Linked DNA regions of Homo sapiens: region 2 is linked to region 1. Evidence: chromatin loops called from intact Hi-C (ENCODE). Cell type or tissue: chondrocyte. All regions are shown on one strand. Links, peaks and the distances in the headings refer to the core of each region. The heading gives the core; the rest is flanking DNA.

What was found. A loop is a pair of places that touch in the nucleus more often than their neighbours do. Peaks named below come from ENCODE experiments on the same cell type or tissue, not always from the same donor. Only the 100,000 strongest peaks of a DNase experiment are listed, where the experiment ranks them.
Region 2: it touches region 1 in a loop (2.6-fold over the local background); 2 of 110 quality-filtered maps call a loop at or near these places.

Annotation. Positions count from the first base shown.
Region 1 is chr7:19,111,137-19,114,051 of GRCh38, forward strand. LOC124901597 (a long non-coding RNA gene) reads left to right here. Exons shown (of 3, transcript XR_007060241.1): 2 at 416-1,531; 3 at 1,619-2,109. It also overlaps a transcript of TWIST1 not described here. Among named protein-coding and RNA genes, the nearest start is that of TWIST1, 5.0 kb to the right of the region's middle. In chondrocyte, for the core only: no CTCF peak of the experiment used is centred there; a DNase peak (open chromatin) is centred at 1,375.
Region 2 is chr7:19,013,426-19,016,340 of GRCh38, forward strand. No RefSeq gene overlaps it. Among named protein-coding and RNA genes, the nearest start is that of TWIST1, 100 kb to the right of the region's middle. In chondrocyte, for the core only: a CTCF peak has its summit at 1,861; no DNase peak of the experiment used is centred there.

The DNA of each region.
Region 1 (2,915 bases), core at 232-2,731:
GTGCCAACCTTTGCCGTGGCCAGGTTCTTTGAGAGACTCCCGATCCTTAGTCTCCCACTTCAGGCCTGACTGTGCAGGTAAATGAGGGTAGCATTTTGAACCCCAGAAAAAAAGTCATATTTCGATTCTGTCTTCAGACCAAAACCAAACCAAAAGGAAAACTGCCGACTACTCCATACAAACTCACACTTAGGTTCGATAGTCCCTTATACATCTATATATTCCTCAATAAAGTGAAATAAAAGAGCAGCTGATTTTGGTGGTAGTCATTTCGTGAGATTTCCCTCTCTGGTAGATACGCAAACTTCATGTTTTACAGAAACTTAATTTCACTTGCTGGAAATCTCCCCTCCCCCAAGAAGGCTGCCTTCTGGAATGAATGCTTTTAGAGTTGTTTTTTCTTTTCCTAATCTAGAATTTTGTTCCTCTGACTTCAGCCTAAATCGCACGAAGGAGGAGGACACATCCACAAACTTGAGAGCGGGTGAGAGAAAAAAAAAATAGAAGGAAAAGAAAAGAGTCCACGTAAACAAGAAAGGAGGCTGTTGCAGGCTCTCCCTGCAGCAAACCCCAAACGATCTCGTTGCAGGGCGCCCACAAAATCCCGGCTATAATTGAGTGTTTTCTTTGAGGTTTTCTGACCATGTGCTTTTTACCATGGTTACTATGACTCTGATTCCAGAAGCTGAATATTCATCATGATCCCATCCCAACCTTTCAGAAGGCTTATCTCGTTGGTCCTTACAAAGAAGGAGAATCTAAAGGGGGCTCCTCTGTGCCAGTGATTTTAACCTGCTCCACCTTCCAGTGACCTGCCACATGCTCCTTCTTACTTTATAGACATCTGGGAATTCCATACATGCCTTAAACTCCAATTACACACCTTCTTCAAAGGACACGTGCTTTGATTTGCTAAGAACATTAAGTGGGCTCACGTCCTTAGGCCTTGAGACAAAAGCGAGGGGAAAATGGAAAATGTATCCCATGTCGTTTTTTTTTTTTTTTTAATTTAAACTGGGTCTATCCTTTGCTGTCCAGTAAATAAAGATAGTTAATAATCCTCCTATTTGCACATTCGTGGGCTCTCAAAGAGTTGGAAGGTTTCTGAGAAATAGTGGGATTGCCGGCTTTGAGAAAATATGAAGAAACCGATTTCTCCTTCCACTTTGCCAGTGCACTTTCCTTCCACTTTCACTGGTGCTGGGGGCGGCGCACTCTTTACGACATATAAGCGGAAAATTCTGCAAAAGTGGCCCCCGGGGATCCCCGCCCGACCCCTGTCTGTCGCTAATGTGGGCCTGTCTCCGGAAATTCGAGGTTGGGCCTTTGCCTGAATCTGTTGCTATTGCTCCCCTTGCTACCGCTGACACTTGGCACCGCCGCCTCCTAGCAGCGGCCAGACGCGGGGCTGGGGGCCTTCCACGCAAACCGAAGGAGATACGGACATCGTCATTCTCCCCACCGCGCGAGCCGGGCCCGCCACCCACGCAGGGGAGACCGTGCCCGTGCCCCTCTCCCGCGCCTGCCGCAGGTGAGACCCTCGCTCCCCACGGAGTTCTGTTTGGGTTTCCGTGGCGTTTGTTCCCCGCAGGTTTGTTTATTTTTCTTCAAATTACAGATGCAGGGAAAACCGCCTGACATCATGAGAGCGGGACAAACGCTCACTTTGAAGGATTCCTGGGCAGGACTTCAAGTGAAATCATATGCCTGAGAAGAACTTGATACCGGTCTAGAGAAAATAACCAGTTCTGACTTTGCCAAACCATGGAATGTGCAAAATGCTCTACTTTTTTGCAAGAGGCCAAATGTCCCTTAAAAAGCTCCATTATGAATATGAACCTTAAGACCGAAGGGTCAAGAAGCTTGTGCCGTTGTTGAGTGTGGGAAAAAATTTACACACATCGTGCAAGTTTCTGCTCCTTAACATTATTTTATTAATAATACGTTCCACTTTGGGGAGGGGAACCTGTAACTGTGCGTGAATTATCATCTGGACATGTGCTTCTGTGAACAAAAGGGGAAATGTGCATATGGGTAAAAAAATTACTGCTTTCTTATAACTAAAGGCTATCAATCTGACCAACTTATAAATAAAAGTAATCAATAGCACAGTAAAGGAAACATTAAATTTTCTACAATTTACCCAAGACAATTTAATACAATACTTTCCCCTAGCAAATGCATTCTGAAGGAAAAAGATCCCAAGTGAACCAACACATTAATTGGAAAGCCTTAGCTTCTTATTTCCGAAAACAAGAGGTAATTCATTCTATGTGTTCTTTAAATAAGGGTAGGTAGCAAAAATAAAATGAAATAACATAAAATCAAAAGAAGATATAATGGTGGAGGAAAAGAAACAGGTGGCTTCATTTCTATTCTAAAAAAGAATTTCACGATTTATGTCTTGTGTATACAGGGGTAGGGATTAGAATCTGCAAGCTGGAAACTGCATTCCAGTAGTTAATATTTTTCATTGTGCAGTCGCCTCATTCAAAATAAAATTACCACCTTTTTCATTCATTTATTTCTCTGAAAATCTGGGGGGAAACATTACCTTCAGATTAGTATTTAATATTACTATAAATATGGCATTTGCTTTTCTCCAAAGTGTTTCCCCTTATGAAAAAAGTAGAAAAAGCAAAACACATTAAAAAAAGAAAGAAATAAAAGAAAGGCAAATGGAGAGCTACCTTTCTTTGACACATCTAGTTCTTATATCCAGAGTTAAGATAACAATTACCTTCTCAGCAGTCATGGCCAGCTCCATCCTGGTGTACCTTAAGAAATCTGAAATATCAAATAGTCAGACCAAGCTAGTGAACAAGGAGACTCCCCATGAATAATTTAGAAAATGGAGGTGGTTGGATGATACATACAAAAAAGAATTACCAACCTAATGCTTTCCCTCATCCTCC
Region 2 (2,915 bases), core at 416-2,915, 98 kb before region 1:
ATCTCATCGTAGTTATGATTTGCATTTAACTGATAACTAGTGATGTGGAACATTTTTTTCATGTTTGTTGGCCACATGTATGTCTTCTTTTGAGAAGTGTTTGTTCATATCTTTGGCCTGTTTTTAAAAATGGGATCACTTGTTTTTTGCTTGTTCAGCTGCTTTAGTTTCTGTAGATTCTGGATGTTAGACCTTTGCTGGATTTACAGTTTGTGAATATTTTCTCCCATTCTGTAGGTTGTCTGTTTACTCTGTTGATAGTTTCTTTTGCTGTGTAAAGGCTCTTCAGTTTAATTAGGTCCCACTTGTCAATTTTTGTTTTTGTTGCAATTGCTTTTCATGGATAATTTTTTTCCCAAGGTCTATGTTCAGAATGATGTTTCTGAGGCTTTCTTCTAGGATTCTTATAGTTTGAGGTCTTACATTTAAATCTTTAATCCATCTTGAATTAGTTATTGTATATGGTGACAAAGGTAGGGGTCTAGTTTCATTCTTCTGCATATGGTTAGTCAGCTATCCCAGCACCATTTATTGAATAGGAAGTTCTTTCCCCATTGCTTATTTTTGTTGACTTTGTGGAAGATCAGATGGCTGTAGGAGTGAAGCTTTATTTCTGGGTTCTCTGTTATGTTTCACTGGTCTATGTGTCTGTTTTGCACCAGTACTATGCTGTTTTGGTTACTGTGGCCTTATGGTATAGTTTGAAGTCAGGTAATGTGATGCCTCTGACTTGGTTCTTTTTGCTTAGGATTGCTTGGACAATTCTAGTTCTTTTATGGTTCCATTTGAATTTTAGAATATTTTTTCTACTTCTATGAAAAAAGTCCTTGGTATTTTGATAGGAATACTGCACTGAATTTGTAGAGTACATTGAGCAGTATGACCATTTTAATTATATTGATTCTTCCAACCCATGGGCATGTAATGATTTTCTATTTGTTAGTGTCATCTGTGATTTCTTTCAGCAATGTTTTGTGGTTCTCCTTGCAGAGATCTTTCATCTTCTTGGTTAGATGTATTTTATTTTATTTTATTTTCTTGTGGCTATTGTAAATGAGATTGCATTCTTGATTTGGTTCCCATCTTGAATGCTACTAATATTGGTACATTTAATTTGTATCCTGAAACACTGCTGAAGTTGTTTATCATTTCTAGAAGCTTTTGACAGAGTCCTTAGGGTTTTCTAGGTATGGAAACATATAATCAGTAAAGAGAGATAGTTCAACTTATCATCTTCTTATCTGGATCTTTTTAATTTCTTTAATTTATTATTTGGATAATTTTAACTTCTTTCTCTTGCTTGTTTTCTTTTGTTTTTATTTTATCCAACTTGCCAATCTGTACATTTTAAATGGGGGTGTTTAAATTCTTTAGAGTCAAGGTTAACATTGATAGGTGAGGTTTTGATCCTATATTGAAGTTGCTAGATGCTTGCTTTGTAGTTTCTATTATGTGGTTGCTTTATAGGGTCTTTGGTCTATGTACTTCAGTGTATTTTTGTAGTAGCAGGTAGATATAGCAGATATAGTTCTTAAATTTTATTAACACTCTTAAGGATCTCTTATAAGGCTGGTCTGTTGGTAGCCAATTCCCTTAATGTTTGCTAATTCAGAGAAGATTTTATTTCTCCTTCACTTCTGAAGCTTAGTTTAGCAGAATATGAAGTTCTAGGTTGAAATTTTTTTAGTGCTGAAAATAGGCCCCAGTCTCTCCTGGCTTGTAAGGTTTTTTTTGCTGAGAAGTCTGCTGTTAACTTGATGAGGTCTCCTTTATTTGTGGTCAGAGCTTTTTCTCTAGCTGCCCTTGATATTTTTCTTTAGTGTTGACCTTGGACAGCCTGGTGGTGATATGCTTGCTGATGTTCATTTTGTATAGGCTCTTGTAGATGTTCTCCGGATTTCTTGTATCTCGAAACATACCTCTCTACCAAGATTAGAAAAAGAATTTAAATTATTCCCTCAAATATGGTTTCTAGGTTGTTAACTTTTTCTGCTTTTCTCTCAGGAATGCCAGTAATTCATAAGTTTGGTCCCTTTACAAAATCCCATGTTTCTCAAAGACGCTGTTAATTTTTTAAATTCTTTTTTCTTTATTTTTGTCTGACTGCATTATTTTGAAAGACCGGTCTTCAAGCTCTGAAATTCTTTTTTTGCTTTGTCCAGTCTATTGATAAACGTTTCAATTCTATTTTAAAATTTCTTAAGTGAGTTTTTCAATTCCAGAAGCTCTGATTGATTTATTTTGAAGATGCTTATCTCTTCCTTCATTTCCTGGATTGCTTTAGATGCTTCTTTGTGTTGATTTTCAATCTCGTCTTGAATTTCACTGAGCCTCCTTGAAACCTGTACTTTGAATTCTTTTTCTGTCATTTCTGAGTTTCCATTTTGGTTAGGGACCATTGCTGGAGAGATAGTGTGATCCTTTGGTTATATCACTACATTCAGATTTTTTAATGGTGCCAGAAATCCTGCGTTGGTTCCCTCTCATCTGGAGATGCTGGCACTTCTAATGTTTGTATTACTTTCATGTGGGTAGTAGTTTTTCTTCTGTCTTTCCCTATAATAATTTTTTTGCTTTCTCCTTCTCCCCCTCCCTAAGAGGTGAATGACTGATTTTGTATGCACCCAGATTAAAAGTGGCATCCTGCTCTCAGTCCCCAATCTGGGAAAATGTCTGCAGTTTTTCCCACTGTATTCCTCTCACAGCATCTCCAAGCCTCTTCCCAAGTTAACTCTAGGACTTGGGAGAAACATAGTGGTTTCCCTTGGCCCTATTTTCTCAGTTATTCAGTGGAAAGATGAATCACAAAGGGAAGCTCTCTGCTGCTCTCATGTCCCAGGGCTTCTCTCATCTTTATCAGCTAGATGCCATCACACGCAGTTTTGCTAGTGTGCTATTCACCAGGATCTGGGTGT